Regions from separate parts of the Mus musculus genome. Here region 1 is linked to region 2. A link is a loop called in an ENCODE intact Hi-C map of the cell type or tissue named here. Cell type or tissue: left cerebral cortex. All regions are shown on one strand. Each heading gives the region's core, and the rest is flanking DNA. Links, peaks and the distances in the headings are about the cores only.

Region 1 (7,656 bases), core at 1,257-6,256, 170 kb before region 2:
GGCATCTGAAAAACAAGCTGGAAGCTTGGATCACGTTTTATTCAAATTAGTGCAAGAGAGAGACCAAATTCAGACACTCCCTAGAGGTACAGGTATGACAAAGCCAAACCACGACCACACAGGCCTGACAGACAGAGTGGGAGGGACCAGAAGCGATGCACCATCAGGCTGAAGTCACACCAGCTGGGAACGTAGGTACCATGTACCCTGGTGTAGTCAAGGTAAATCTCACAGATGATAGGGTCCCCAGTGATGTCCGCTCCTGAGTGTATTCCTAAGGGTGGCTTAATAACTTAAAGCACTCAGTAAATGACACAACTAATTGAAGACTTGCGGGCCAGAGACCCACCTCCAGAAAGGACGATGCTGACCTACTGAGTGCTGAGGCTTTGGGGACCATGCTCCAGTATTTGCCTCAGAAGACCCCAGCACTACAAGGTCGGGAGCCTCAGGTCTCTGGACATGATATGCGACTGAGGATTTCCACTGTGTTATTCTGGTCTTTGCTTAGATGCCCTTTAGCCTCCCCATTATACCTGCCTCAAGTCTATGCTGAAACCCAGCCTTCTGGAAAGGACCCAGTGACATTTGCCTTCCCTGTCACCTTAACTGGATTTGGAGTCCCCTAGGAGATGCGGCTGGGGATGTAGCCACAAGAGTTCTCTAGGGAGGCTTAACTGAAGAAGGAAGACCCATCCTAAATGCAAGCAGTACTGTCCAAGTTGATAAAAATACTGGGCGCCATCAGAATTCTTTCGCTTCTTGACTACAGACACAGCGTGACCAGCCACCTTGAATTCTATCCGCCTTGCCTTCTCCCTCCCCTGCTCCCCCGCCCCATGCCAAGATGGACAGCGTACCTTCAAATGGTGAGACAAAATGACCCCCTTTACTTTTGGGAGTTGCTTTTGTAGTCACGGATATGACTACATTAAAAGTAAAATGGCACATGCACTGGCCTGCCCAGTTATTTCTCAACTGTGGTAACAAAATCTACAACCGTAACCAGTTTTAGCCTTACAGTTCAGCACTGTTAACTGCAAGCACACTGTTGTGCCTCCACCCTCCATCCACGGGGCTCCAGTCACCTTCCAAACTGAAGCTCCGCCCCATATCATGCGAATCAACCCCCCCTTCCCCGCCTCAGCACCCCCCCCCCCAAGCACCAGTACCTGCCATTCCCCTCCCATCTCCTTGGATAGCTCTAGCTATCTCTCTTAAGAGCAATCCCCCAGTGTTTGTCCTGGTGTGACTGGGTTTCTGTCACCCAGCACCTAACCTCAAGGTTCATCCATGTGGTAGGCTGTGTGACAATGTCGGTCCCTCGGGAGGCCACATGAAGTGAGTGGTGTGTATAGTGCATTTCACTTAGCCACTTGTCCTGAAGGCACTTGGGTGGTCTTCTCCTTCAGTCCCAGCGAACGCTACTGCCAGGCATATGTGCGTGCAGTATCTGTGTGAGCCCCTGCTTTTAACCCTTGACATTTCAGCTAAATCAGCGGCTGCAAATATCCACCATCTAGAATGCTAGATAATGGGCTAATTCTACAGAAATACCTCGAGAATCTGCCACACTCCTCTACAGCAGCCCCACTGTTCTGTATTTTTGTCAGCAGTGCACAGTGGACTGGGTCCAGGTTTACCACGACACTGCTTGCTTTAGGACAGCCACCCTGATGAGTGTGACATGGTGACATCCTCTTCAGTTCTGCTCCCTCCACCTTGTGCTAGCTTCCTTTTCAGTATCCAACAGATGATGCCATTTGTGCTAGCTGGTTATGTCAACTTGACACAAGCTAGAGTCATCAAAGAGGAGGGAGTCTCAACTGAGAAAATGCCTCCATAAAGATCAGACTTTAGGCAAACGTGTAGGGCATTTTCTTAGTGATTGATGAGGGAGGGCCCAACCCATTGTGGGTGGTACCATTCCTGGGCTGGAGGTCCTGTAAGCTATAAGATGGCAGGCTAACAAGCCACGTGAAGCAAGCCAGTAAGCAGCATCCCTCCATGGCCTCTGCATCAGCTCCTGCCTCCAGGTTCCTGACCTGCTTGAGTTCCCGTCCTGACTTCCTTTGATGATGAACAGTGATTTGGAAGCGTAAGCCACAGAAACCCTTTCCTGTCAGCTTGCTTGGTCATGGTGTATCATTACAGCAATAGCAGCCCTGACTAAGACAGCCTTCCTTCCTTCCTAGCTTGCTCACGCTGTACTGTAAGTTTCTCACCTGTGCTAAGTGAGAGCTTAGGAAAGGGACATTTGGATGCTTTGCTCATTACTGTTTTCTAAGAGTCTGAAACAGTATAGGCACATAGAAAATACCCAAGGAAGGAAGGAAGGAAGGAGCGAATGAATGAATGAATGAATGGCTACAAGGCAGTCTTGTTAGAGTGCATTTTGGAAGAAGACACAGCTAGCTTTAACTCCTGGCTCCATTAATCACTCCTTGGGGTCTTTGGGCAAGTGACCTTTCTTTGAGCCTCAGCTATTCCTTCTGTCATGGGGACAAAATCCTGAGTCCCTTGCTGGGCTTCTGTGAGGAAGATGGATGTGACCAACATCTATTGTCATTATTAGCCTTTCTGGTGTGTGTGTGTGTGTGTATATACAGTTACCACAGAGGACTATGTTGGGGTTGTGGTGAAGTTCTTCTCTTTGGGATCTGTTGGCATCTCAGGGTAAAACTTCCTATGCGGGGGCTCAGACTGGCACTTCAAACAAGTGACAGGAAGGTGGGAGTGGGTCAGTCTGTCTTCGAGGATGCTACTGGTGGGGGCGTCCAGATAGGCAAACTGCTCTGGGACCTGGTGGGTGCCAGGAGCCTCCTCCTGCTGCCACTTGTGCCTGTGTGGGAGGCCAGGAGATAGCTGCGACCGGGGGCTGTTTGACAGAGCTGCGGCAGCGTGGGAGGTGACCAACAACACACTGAGGAAGTGTGGCCACCCAGGTCCCCCAGGAATGTTGCTACAGCAGCTGAGAGCAAGCCAGGGACAGATGGTAGGGTACTCAGGCAGCCACCTGTCCCTGCAAAGCCACCCACTCCTCAGTGCGCTCACGGGCCTGTGAAAGGGGCCCTCAGGCAAAGCTGTTTGCAGCAAGAATCCAAACTGCAAGCAATGGAGACATTCAGCATGGTGAGGCAGATGGCAGCCTGCAGTGACACAGGCCGCCAGCCAGGGAGGCAGGTGCTGAGGTGCTGGGCTCAGCAGTCACAGGCAATTGGATGGGGATTGGGGGGTGGGGAGGGGGTGGGGGCTGTCCCAGACTCTCCTGTGAAGCCCAGGTGAGGGACAGCTCTGCCAGTGTATGACCCTATTAGAGTACCACTCACCTCCAGTCTGGGTGGGCTCAAACAAAAGGCACTTTCCTATCTTCACTTTCCCTATTCTGTGAAGAGTGAGTGAGGGGAAGTGGGTATACCCCAGCTTCAGTGGGCATGGGCCCATGGGCCCCTAGTCAGGATCACTAGTGATAAGACTGGGAAGCAGATCAGAGGCATGTTGCGGGCAAGAGGTTATGAAATGGTCAGAGCAGGCACTTCTCTTTGCCAATTCCCCTTTGGATCAAAAAGCATTACTTAAACACCTTTCTGTGCAAACTGCTGCGGGAAGCCGCAGTACTGTCAGCGGGTGCAGGCTCTGCCTGGGTCTAATCAGGATTGTGTGTGTGAAAGCACAGGAGACTGCCAGGGTAAAGAAGAGCGCTCTAATTGTATTAATCAGCTTTCAATTACTTACAAATTGCTGTTCACCCCTTCTTAGCTCATCCCCTTGGATAACAAAGCCTGCAGCTTTAGCTTCTACCTGTTAGAGGCTGGGGGAATGGTTTCAAGAATGCAGGGGGATCTAGATTCTAATTAACCTTTCCACTGATTGCAGGACAGCTTTGGGTGAATCATGGCTTTTGATTTTTTTTTGCTTTTGCTTTTTAATAGATGGGGAAGAAAGGCTACACAGTACATTAATTTTCAGTTTGCTACCTTTAGTGCCAAGTTTAGAGCCTCCAGGGGGGTCTCCTCCAACCCCAAGTGACATACCGGTGGAGACCTGTGAGAGGTGGAACTAAAGACTGCAAGCAGGGATGAGGCTGTAGCCAGGCCTGCCTGCCTAGCATGTGATGGAGGGGATTAAGTGTGTGATGTCACACTCAGGCCTGGCCTAGCAGAGTGGTCTGTGGCACACAGAGCCATCCTTTGTCTTTCATCCCTGCTACCATCCTCAAGAGATGAGATTCCCAGACACAGCCGGGCTGGCAATGTAAATTGCATCTGGGATTTACCTCAGTCGGGCTCCCACCCAGGGGAGCAGAGCCGGGGGTGCAGAGGAGATGGCACAAAGAGGGGCTAATGTCCTTGGGGCCTGACCCCTTTCTAATGGCCACAGAGAATCACAGGCGCTGCTTCTGAGACGTAGAATGACACAGGTAAAAGTTCCTAGCAGAGAAGGGGATGTGAGAAGTTTTCCTACTGTTTCCAGGTCAGCCTTGGTCTACTGGGCTCCATGCATCAGAAGACTAACGACCAGGGGAACCTTGAACCTGGGAAAACTGACATAGACGCGGACAGGGTAGGGACAACTCTAGAGACACCAACTCACAGGACACATGGGAACTGCATGAATGTGCTTGCCAGGTTCAGAGGGAAATGGAGAGTCATTCAGCGTCTTGAAAAGATGAATGCTGGTCTAGGAAACAGAGCCTGGAGAACAGATTGAGTGTTTTGAGGCAGGAGGATTGAAAATTAGAGGCAAACAAATAGTAACCCAAAAGGAAGGCTGTAGACCTGGGCAGAAAGGGAAGAAATGAAAATGGGAGGAAATAGCAGCAGCTGAGCCTGCACTGGAGGCAGGAGCCAGGAGCCAGGAGCCAGGAGCCAGGAGAGTGACAGCTGAGTGGCTGGAGGGGGACCTGTGCCTAATGCTCATAAGAGCATCAGTTGGCTTCTCTGACATATAACTGGGAGTCACATGAAGTCAAAGATGAGCATGTATTATGGCCTAAGAGAAACTCTCTTCTCTGTTCCCAGGGATAACTGAGTGGCTAGTGGAGGATCGTTCCTAACAGCAAAGGAACAGAGACCCTGAAATCACCAATGGGAGAAAAAGGACTAGAGGGAGATTGCAGGGGAGAGGGTCCACAGCAGGAAATAGAGACAGGCAGGACAAATGCATATGCATGCATTGACATGCTCAGTTTCAGAATCACAACATTAGAGCAGCCAGCTCAGAAAATGAAGGCAGGACGCTGCACTCAAAGGCAGATGTGTCCTGACCACACGCTTGACTTGGGTACTGGCTAGTTCCTATCAGTTCTATTATGACCCTTCAGGCACACATGGCTGTAGAAATTGTTTTTGACATGGAGTCTTGCTATGCTCAGGAAAGACTTTAGCTTCCAGACTTAAGCGCCTCAGTGGCTATGGTATGGGTGCATGCCGTTGTGACCATCTTCCTGCGTAGATGTCAAGATTCCCAGAATTGTTTATATCTTGAACTATGCATTGAGTACGGGTGTGCACACACAGCACAAGTGCCTGCAAATGCTAGAGATGTCAGAACCCCAGGAGCCTGGGTTACAAAAGGTTGTGAATTGGGATGCAGAGATGCTCGGCAGTTAAGAGCACTGCCTGCTCTTCCAGAGGACCTGGGGTCAACTCCCAGCACCCAAATGGCAGCTCACAACTGTAACTCAAAGATCTGACATTCTTGCACAGACGTACATCCAGGCAAAACACGAATGCACATTAAATAAAAATGATTTTGAACTGTCCATCCTGGGTTCTGGGAATTGAACTTGGGTTCTCTGCAAAAGTAGCCCCCCCACACACTCGTAACCAATGAGCCATCTTTCCAGCCCTAGTGTATCTCTATTTTAATGTGTGTATCCATGTATGTATGTATGTATGTATGTATGCATGCATGCATGTATATTTGTTTGCAGTGTGGGCATTGAACCCAGGGCTTGGAATGGGCTGTTATTAAGTGTCTACCACTTGAGCTACATCTCCAGCCTCAAGACTCTTTCCCTTTTGGCTGTTCATGCACTTGTATTGATATAAAAACTAGCAAAGTACTTAAATCAGATATTAAAAAGAAAAATCAGTATCATGGGTGAAAAGCTTTAAGGTTTTCCAGGATGGAGGGAAACATGAGTTGAAAGAAGTGGTGGGCATAAGGCAGGAACCAAACATGTTAACAGAGACTCCTTCCTGGGTCAGATATCCAAATACGAAAGTGCTAATGCACGTGTGTGTAGGTGTGTGTGTGTGTATGCATGTGTGTGAGACTATGAATGCACAAAGAGGTCAGAGGTCAACATTAGGTGTCTTCATCTATTGTTCTCCACCATTTTTTCTTGTTTTAATTAACCAACCAGATTTATGTATCTATAATAGCACAATTTACAAGATGCCAATGCAATAATTTCAGAGCCAATTGATAATGATAGAAGCTTTATCCCAATACTTCTAACCTTGTGAAATCATAGCTACTTGTCTCTGGAAAACGCCATGTGGGTACATGTCCTCAGCCACCTTGCTTCTTCTCCTCTGAGATGCTCTCCCCTCCTCTCTCCACCTTGTTTTTTAAAAACAGAGTCTCTCCTTGAACCTGGAGCTCACTGACTGCCAAGCCAGCTGACCCGTGAGCTCTAGGAATCCTCTTTCCCTGCCCCAGCACTGGAGCTAAGGCAGCAACATGCCAAGCTTCTCACATGTATGCTAGGGATCTGAACTTGGGCCCTCGGGCTTGTGCGGCAATCTTATTAGCCACTGAGCCGTCCCCCAGTTCTGCCAGATAAAAGCTTTAATTGCCAAATACAGTAAAGCTTCAACCGGCTTTTGAAGCAGAATGACCGTACTGCTTGCAGCAGCCTTCTCCTGTCCAGCTTGGAGACTACTTCACAACATACACTGAATCTCATCCCGTTTCCTCTTCCTATGCATGGGACAGCCACACTCAGCTTGCCACACTCTGTCCATCCTTGGACTGTATGCCTCTACCTCCCTTCCTAAGTGCATCCCACAAGCCATTAAGTACACAGGGGCCTGGTCTTTTTTAGTTTCTTTACATCTTCACACTCTTCAGAGTCTGTCCACTTGTTATCATGGAGACCAGCTTGCCAGAGCACGGGGGACTGGAGACCTGGGAGGGGTGGCTGGGCTATACAGCCAGTTAGTTACATGCAAAACCCAAGTGCCTGGGAGGCTGAGGCAGGACAACCTCAAGTGATGGTTGAAACTGATTAGAAGTACCAACTAGGAAATAATAATATATAAAAAAAAAATCTACGTAGAATGAATAAGGTAACCACTGTGGCCACCTTTGGGGACTGCCAGCTTACTGACTAGGGTTTAGCTGAACTTTATAGATCATTAATAATACATTAACAATACCTTTCATTTAGATCCGTTTCCACTTGGCCTGTACTTTCCCCTGCTTTTTCAGTGTGGCTTCTGTCTTTTCCCTACCAATAGTCAAGTCTAGAAAGCCATGTCCCAGCTGTGTAGAGCCCTCTCATCCCTTGGGCCATCTCTCTGGGCCTAGGAATCCACTGTGATCTGTAATCTACACTGCAGGCAGGGTCCTGGGTGGTGGTGGACTCTTGGCTTCCCATGCAGCAAGGCTGGAGATCTATCCCACCCTGTGACAGCATGGAGGCAA
Region 2 (7,656 bases), core at 2,450-7,449:
TGACACAACACCCAATGCTGTTTCTTCTACTTCAACATGCACACTGTGGTGGATGCATGCCTGTAAACACACACACACACACACACACACACACACACACACACACACACACGTTGAGGGGATATCTGTGGTTGGAAGGATACTGTTTTCCCTTTCCTTTCCTTTCCTTTCCTTTCCTTTCCTTTCCTTTCCTTTCCTTTCCTTTCCTTTCCTTTCCTTTCCTTTCCTTTCCTTTCCTTTCCTTTCCTTTCCTTTCCTTTCCTTTCCTCTGTGTAGTCCTGGCTGTCCTGGAACTCACTCTGTAGCCCAGGCTGTAGCCCAGATTCTGAGATCCGCTTGCCTCTGCCTCCCAAGTGCTGTTTAAAGGGTGTGTCACCACACTCAGCTTGTTTTCAATTTTTCAAATCAAGATTTCTCAAGTCTGCAAAAACAAAGCAAGCAGCAGTAAATTAGATGCTGGGTTGAAACGTAAATTATGAGGTCATTCAAGACCTCAGGTGCAAAGTATGTTTTCCTTTCTTTTATTCTTGTTTTGAGACTCGTTATGTAGCCCTGGTTGTCCTGGAATTCTCTCTATAGACCTGGCTGGCCATGAATGTACAAAGATCTGCTTACCTTTGCCTCCCAAGTGCTAGTTAAAGGTATGTGCCACCACATCTGGCCTTTGTAAAGAACAGTAACAGTGTCAGTAACTCACTCTGTAGTCCAGGGTGGCCTAACATGCCTGGAGCCCAAGGAGGCCAGAGAAGGCATCAGATCCTCTGGAACTAGAATTAGTGGGTGCTGGGAACCAAATCCCCGTCGTCCTCTGCAAGAGCAACAACTTCTCTGGACCACCGAGCTATCCATCTTTCTAGGCAGTGGAGGGCATCCCTTCATCCTTCTGCCTCAGGGTATCACATACCCTAAAATATGAGTTTCAACATCTTCTCTGATTTCCTTTGAAAAGATTTAAACTCAAGACATGCTATTAATAATAATAGTATTTCCACAGCTATTTTGTACAGCAAGGACCTCATAGCTTATAAAACTTAAAACTATGGAGGAGTGCATGAAATCTAGAAAGATAGAAGGTGGCTTTGTTGAGATCCTGGCTCTGCCTCTTCCTGGACATGTCACACTCTCTCTGGGTTTCCTGGTCCCACACACAAAATGGATCTAACCCTACTTAATAAATAGGCTTAAGAGAAGGTCTTGTTATGCGTCTGTCTGATCTGGAATTTGCCACCTTTCCTCTCTCACAGTGGAAGACACAGATGGCCCTGACAGCTAGGGCCCAGGACCAAGCCACCCTCTTATATTCCTATTTGACAGTGAAGAGTGCCAGTCTCAGAGCCAATACCTGGGTCAAGAGCTGGCAAGATGACTCAGAGTTGGTGCTAACTGCCAAGCCTGACAACCCAAGTTAATCAGTAGGACCCACATACTAGAAGTAAATTAACTCCTGAAAATTGTCCTATGACCTCCATAATGCTCTACTCATGTGTGTGTAAACACTAAAATAAATTTGAAAAATATATAATTCAAAGTTAAAAGAGCATACAATAGGTATGACTAATGTTTGCAATTCTAGCACTTAGGAGGCCAAGACAGGAGGATTGACACAGTTTGAGATCAGCTTGGACTGTAGAGTAAAAAACTCACTTCAAAAAGAGGAGAGAGGACTGGAGAGATGGCTCAGCTGTTAACAAGCATTGGCTGTTCTCCCAGAGAACTGGGGATGGATTCCCAGCACTCACAGTGTGGCTCATAACCATCAGTAATAACTCCAGTTCCCGGGGATCACACACACACACACACACACACACACACACACACACACACACAGAGTTAAGACTCCCCTGAGGCTGGGTCTGTGCGGAGAGATGTCAGTGAATGGTTGTTCCCCTTTGTTTTTTTGGTTTTGGGTTTTTTTTTTTGTTTTGTTTTTGTTTTTGTTTTTTTTCGAGACAGGGTTTCTCTGTGTGGCCCTGGCTGTCCTGGAACTCACTCTGTAGACCAGGCTGGCCTTGAACTCAGAAATCTGCCTGCCTCTGCCTCCCGAGTGCTGGGATTAAAGGCGTGCACCACCACGTATGAGCTGCACTCCTGTTTGCTACTCAGTGGCTGCCTTTGATGGCCATCACGGAGTGCAGCTTCCTTGCACCGTAACACAAACCAAGCAGGCAGGAGCAGCTAGTTGCTTGCCACCACTTCCTTCTAGAAAGCCGTGGCGCCTTTGTAAAGACTTTTCTTGGCCTTGGAAATGGTGGTGGTGGTGGGGGGGGGGGGGAGTTTGTTGAGAAGCTGGTCTTAATTTCTGACTTGTTGAAAAATTGTCCCAAACAGAAGGAGGCGTGGAAATTGTGCAAATTCCATTTGATTATGAAGCAGAAGTTGAAAGAGGTCTCAGATTAAGTGGGAAACAGTCTTAGCTGACCGAGCATTTCACACTGGGGTTTGTCCCAGTTTGTTTTGGTAAAGAGCCTTTGGCATTGTGGTTGGTAGTGCTGTAAGATGGTTGTGAGTGGCACAGACGCTGCAGGTGCTCAGCAAGCACTCTACTGGAGCTATATCCCCAACCCTACAGAGCGGCTTCTGGCTCCTGAGCATCCTGCCTCAGCCTCCCCGGTACCAGGATTATAGGAGTCCATTACCAAACCCTGCCCCCATAAATTTTAATTTATAATCACTCTCTTCACTCCACATTCTCTGAGTCACCATCCCACAAGGCTAGGTAGGAACTTTGCCCCTGAACGCAGGTAATTAGGCAGCCTTGGGGGGTGGGGGTGGAAAACAACTAAGATTCTTTGTCAAGCATTTAATGGATTCCATTCTGTGAGCCAACTGCAGCTTTTCCAATTAGGACTGCCTGTCTCTCCATAATTTGGGGGTTACTATAGGTCAAAAACCAAACCTCACAAAACCCCAGGAGACAACAACAGGCTTTCAGGTAAAAATAACTGGAGAGAGGAGCCACGGACTAGACACTGTACACAAAGCACTGTTTTGGAAGATGGCCTTTGGCAGTGCATTCAAAGGAAATGTGTCCCGCTTTCTGAAGTGGGTACCCTGGCCAACACCGCCAGGAGAGGAAGCTCTCTTCCATGTCTGTAGGTTTATTACTAATGGCTAGAGGAAGTAGATGCTGCCAGGGCAAGAGGAGTGCAGAATGGGAGGCTTCAAGACCTCTTGAGTCAGGTGGGTATCACCATCATAACCTAAAAAGGTAAAAGCTGACCTTGTGCTGTTGGCTGTGAATGCAGCTGGGTCAGGAAAGCAGGATACATTTCTACTTGGCTGTCTGATTAAAGTCAGCCCAGGGAAGGCAGACTGGCCACTTGAGGCTACACACCTACTGTCAGTCCTTCCAGCCACAGACTCAGCCGTGGCGAATGATAACAAGCTTTCATTTACCTCGGCCCAGAGAGACAGACTCACACCTGGTCCAGTGCGACCTGTACAGCCCCGTTGACTCTGTGTCTCAGAGGCACGGTCTCATTCTGCAACCCAGTTGGTCTAGAACTATGTAGCCCAGGCTGGCTTCAAACTCACAGAAATCCTCCTGCCTCAGGTCACTGGGAAGAGCTGGGGTTAGTGGCACATACTCCTTCAATATTAGCACTTGGGAGGCAGAAGCAGGAAGAACAGGACTTCAAGGCCAGCCTTGCTAATTAGCGAAATCAAGGCCAGCCTGGATCTATCTGTCTCATTAAAACAAAACAAAACAAAACAAAAACCTCCAAAGATTACTGAAAAGATTTATAATCCTTTTTCACAGATGTTACAAGCTAAGGCACAGAGGATCAATGTCTGGCCCAATGTCAGAGTGCTAGGACCAGACCTGCAGAGCAGGGATTCTGTGGAAGTTTCCATCCCGGTCTGCTTTTGTTTCCAGTGGACACATTCTTCATAGGCCACTGCTCACCAGTGCTCCCTTTGCCTGGCTTTGTAGGTGAGAAGGCGGAGGACTGGTAGGAAAATCATCCTACACGAAGCCCTCCAGGGTGGGTAATCGGAAGTGCTTCTTTTCTCAAGAGAGTCATCCCTGGCTGGCCTGTGGAAGCAGGAGCTGGTGACGATGGATGGAAAGTAAGTAAAGATCTCAGGCCAGACTAATGGAAGTGCTGCAGCAGATTTTCCACTGTTGAAAGAAACATCAGAATTCCCTAAAAGATCTCATTGCAGAATGCCCACCCAGCTGTGGAGGAGACAGGACTAAGTTGCTCTGCATAGGCAAGGGATCTCTGGGCAGCCACATGGGAAACTGGGCTGAGACTGGGACAGGAAGGGGAGGGAAAGCCAAGGGATGGAAACTCGGTGCAAAGTGGAATCCAAACCAGAAGCAGAACACTTGACACACATTCAGACGCTGGGTGCCACTGCAGTTGGACGGCCAGCGATGGCTCAGGACTGCCACGTTCTCTTTAGACTGTTCCCTCCACCTGCCTCACTGCTGGAAGGGAAGCTCGAGGCTCTTCCTAGGGTCCCTTCTGTTTTCTGTCAGCAGTAGAGAAGACATTCTAGCAAATGACATTCAGTAATGCTTTAATTAACTGAAGTATTTTTGTATTTCAAGATGCACCAAGAAATTAATTCCAGATGGGCAAAAGGAAAGACACTTACACAAAAGAATGATCTTTTTTTTGAGAGAAATTTACATCTCCCAAAGGTGCAAAATTCTGCAGGTTCAACATGCTTTTTTGACGGACAGTTAGGATGGGACTGGAAATTTTTATTTCATTTGTAAAACGTAATGGTTCTCTTCATGTCTGCTGGCTTTTCACAAGCCTGTTTCCAAGGCTACTTAAATGGCCCGATGCAGTCAGCCCGAACTATTTTATTTTTGGGAATCCAACTTGGAGTAGACAAGAAGTGTGGAACTTGCCTTCCCCCTCAAGCAAACTGGTTATTTTGAGACCTCGCTTCCTAGGGAGAGGAATGACATTTCCAGCTGCGTGTTTCTGGCACTTCCCTGAGCCTTCTGTAAACAGGGAGCCAGGCTTCCTCTTCCAATAGCAACTCAAAGGGGATGGGCCTGAGTAACACCCCCACAGCAGGCAGCAGGCAGGACCTGCGCTCTCTGTTCTAAGAGCCACTTGAGATGTATGCACAATGGGCACCTTTCTGGGTGCTGGGCAGAGTCTTGGGTGCTGAGTCTTTGTTCTGCCAGAAAAGAATTTTCTTTTCAGTGACAGACATGAACCCAAGGCTTTGAACCTGCAAGGCTCTGTGAGAGGCCAGTGGTTCTTTGTGGCTCCTGTTTTGTAGGCATAGTCTAAATGAAACTTTCTCTAGCCTGACATCTCTAAGCCAGCTATCTGCTCTAACAGAAGATATGCAAAGAACTCTTAAATTTTGTTGCTGTTGTTCATTCTGTTTTTCTGCTATAGGGTCTTACTATGTAGCCCTGGTTAGTCTGGAAGCCACTACACAGCCTGGCCTCTAACTCCTGAGGTCTGCCTTCCACTGCCTCCTTAGTATTAGAATTAAAGGTACGTACCATATGCCTAGCTATGTATGTTTTGAAGTAGAAGTAACAATAATAGACAAAGCTTCTGGCTGAAGCCTCAAGTTAGATAGCCAGAGAAAATGGGCTACAGGACTCTTTCAATAAAGTCCTTTTCTTTTCACTGCAAGGGGTGATAGCATTCTACAGTTGGTCCTCTATACCTGTGGGTCACACAAGTGTGGTTTCAACCAAAGGCAGTAATAGTGTCTGGGAGGTGGGGAGGACTGGGCCTGTCTGAGCCTACAAACTAGTTTTTAAATTGTGACTAGTCCCTAAGCCACTCAGTGTTAACAACTATTTATTTCCAGGTATGGAAGTGCACACCTGTAGCTGAGAATCCAGCTTGGGTTATGAATTCAAGGTCAGCCTGGACCACATTGTGAGACTGTATTAAAACAAAACAAAACCACTATCAAAAACCAAAAACAACCCCAGCAACCCAACTATTTATGTAGTATTTACATTATATGAGGCACTATACATAGTCCAGAGGTACTCAGATTCAACTAAAGGATGTGCTGGGATTGTTTACACACACGGTGCTATTTTATAGAAGAGACAGAGTATCTGCATGGGGTGTGTGTGGTCCTGGAAGCAGTCTCCTGTGGATACTGACAGACAACTGTAATCACCTGTGTGGCTCCTAAGCATAGACCCAGCAGGCTCCTCTGCAGACTCACAGTTCAGTCTCTAGACATCTGCATTTCTCAGAGGGCCCCGAGGGAGTCTAATGCATTCCCCAGGTGAGGAAGAGGCTGTACAGAACATGCTGGATTCAGTCTTCATCAAGAAGACATTTAACATAACTCCTACTGACACCTATCTGCTGGCTCCTACGTGGTTTCTGACAGCGTGATACATCAAGTCAGTCACTTCGCTGCTGTGACCACTGACTGGGAGAAACAGCCGCTTGACCGCTCAGTACCACCATAGAGATTGGCTGGAAAACCAGCCTCTCATGAATGAGCCAAAAAGACAAGTTTAATAAGCTGTGTGCGCACAGCACACAGTACACAGTAGCCAGGGGTGGGAGGAGCCCACTGGCTTCAGCTCCCCAGGGTGGGTGGCAGGTGGCTGACTTGGCTGTGCTGTCTGGGGATAGCCACATGCCTGCTTTCCAATAGGGCAGCACAGAGGGGACCCCCAGCCCCCAGCTAAGGCCCAGTGAGCTTCTGCACTTGTCTGGGTTGTGATACATCCTGACCAAGGGCCACACATCTTTTCCTTGCTACTTGTTTTCTTTCTGATTAGAATTTAAACATGCTTAACACACGAGAGTGATTCCTCCTAGCAAGAACAGGCTAGGTGCTGATGAAGAAATGAGGCTCTAGGGCTGGTGTGTAGCCCAGGGGTTAAGAGAACAAAGGAGAGAAAAGGAAGGAGGCCCAGATCAGAGCTGAGCACTCTGATAGCCGGAGATAACCAGGCGAGCCTTCCTGCTGTGGCGATCATGCTCAAGAAGTGGGTCTGGGATCTGGGATCAAGTCTAGGGCCCAGATCTTTCTGTTCTAACAGCTAACACGTTTAGTACCAGGACGAAAGCTGTCAATAAAGGTGGTCACACTGAAGTTGTGGTCACATAACAGAGCCTTGGTTTCAAGAGCAGCGAGAGCAGGGTGACGTCTGCACTGGTAAGGTGCCTGTTTCCCGGAAGTGGGGTGACTCCCCTGCAGAACTGGATTTCAAGAGCTGGTGGTGGGCAGCACAGGCAGAAGAGCTGGGCTGTGCTCTGGGCTGTTTCCGGTTCTGAGCCTGGTGTGCACGGTCAGTATCATGGTGGTTTTTCTCAGCAGTAGTCATGATGTGCTGCTGTGGTACTACATCAGCCACCAGGTCTCAGGGCTCTGGAAAGTACTCTGGACTTGAAGCATCTGAGCGAGTGGGAAGTCAGACGGTCAGACTTACTCTTTTCCTTCCCACAGCTTCTGCCAAGAAAGCCCTTTCAAGGGAAATTCCCGGTATCTCTCAGCAGACAGTCTCCTTCCCAGGATCCAGGGCTAGACAATGTGTTCATGTGAACAGGGAGAGTGCCACAAAGACCCCGCCTCTAAGTCAGCTCTAGGTCTGCCTCCACACCAGCTCAGGAGCCCACCACAGGCAAGACCCCTGCTGCTCAGGCTGGGCACACCAGCACTCACACAGTCTGTCTCCTCCATGGGCAAGAG

What was found. A loop is a pair of places that touch in the nucleus more often than their neighbours do. Peaks named below come from ENCODE experiments on the same cell type or tissue, not always from the same donor. Only the 100,000 strongest peaks of a DNase experiment are listed, where the experiment ranks them.
Region 1: it touches region 2 in a loop (3-fold over the local background); 2 of 42 quality-filtered maps call a loop at or near these places.

Annotation. Positions count from the first base shown.
Region 1 is chr11:75,867,025-75,874,680 of GRCm38, forward strand. All of the region lies in intron 4 of Rph3al (rabphilin 3A-like (without C2 domains)), which reads right to left. Among named protein-coding and RNA genes, the nearest start is that of Rph3al, 40 kb to the right of the region's middle. In left cerebral cortex, for the core only: a CTCF peak has its summit at 3,152; DNase peaks (open chromatin) are centred at 2,170 and 2,980.
Region 2 is chr11:76,038,150-76,045,805 of GRCm38, forward strand. No RefSeq gene overlaps it. Among named protein-coding and RNA genes, the nearest start is that of Rflnb, 14 kb to the left of the region's middle. In left cerebral cortex, for the core only: no CTCF peak of the experiment used is centred there; DNase peaks (open chromatin) are centred at 4,929, 6,419 and 7,430; H3K27ac peaks cover 1,139 bases.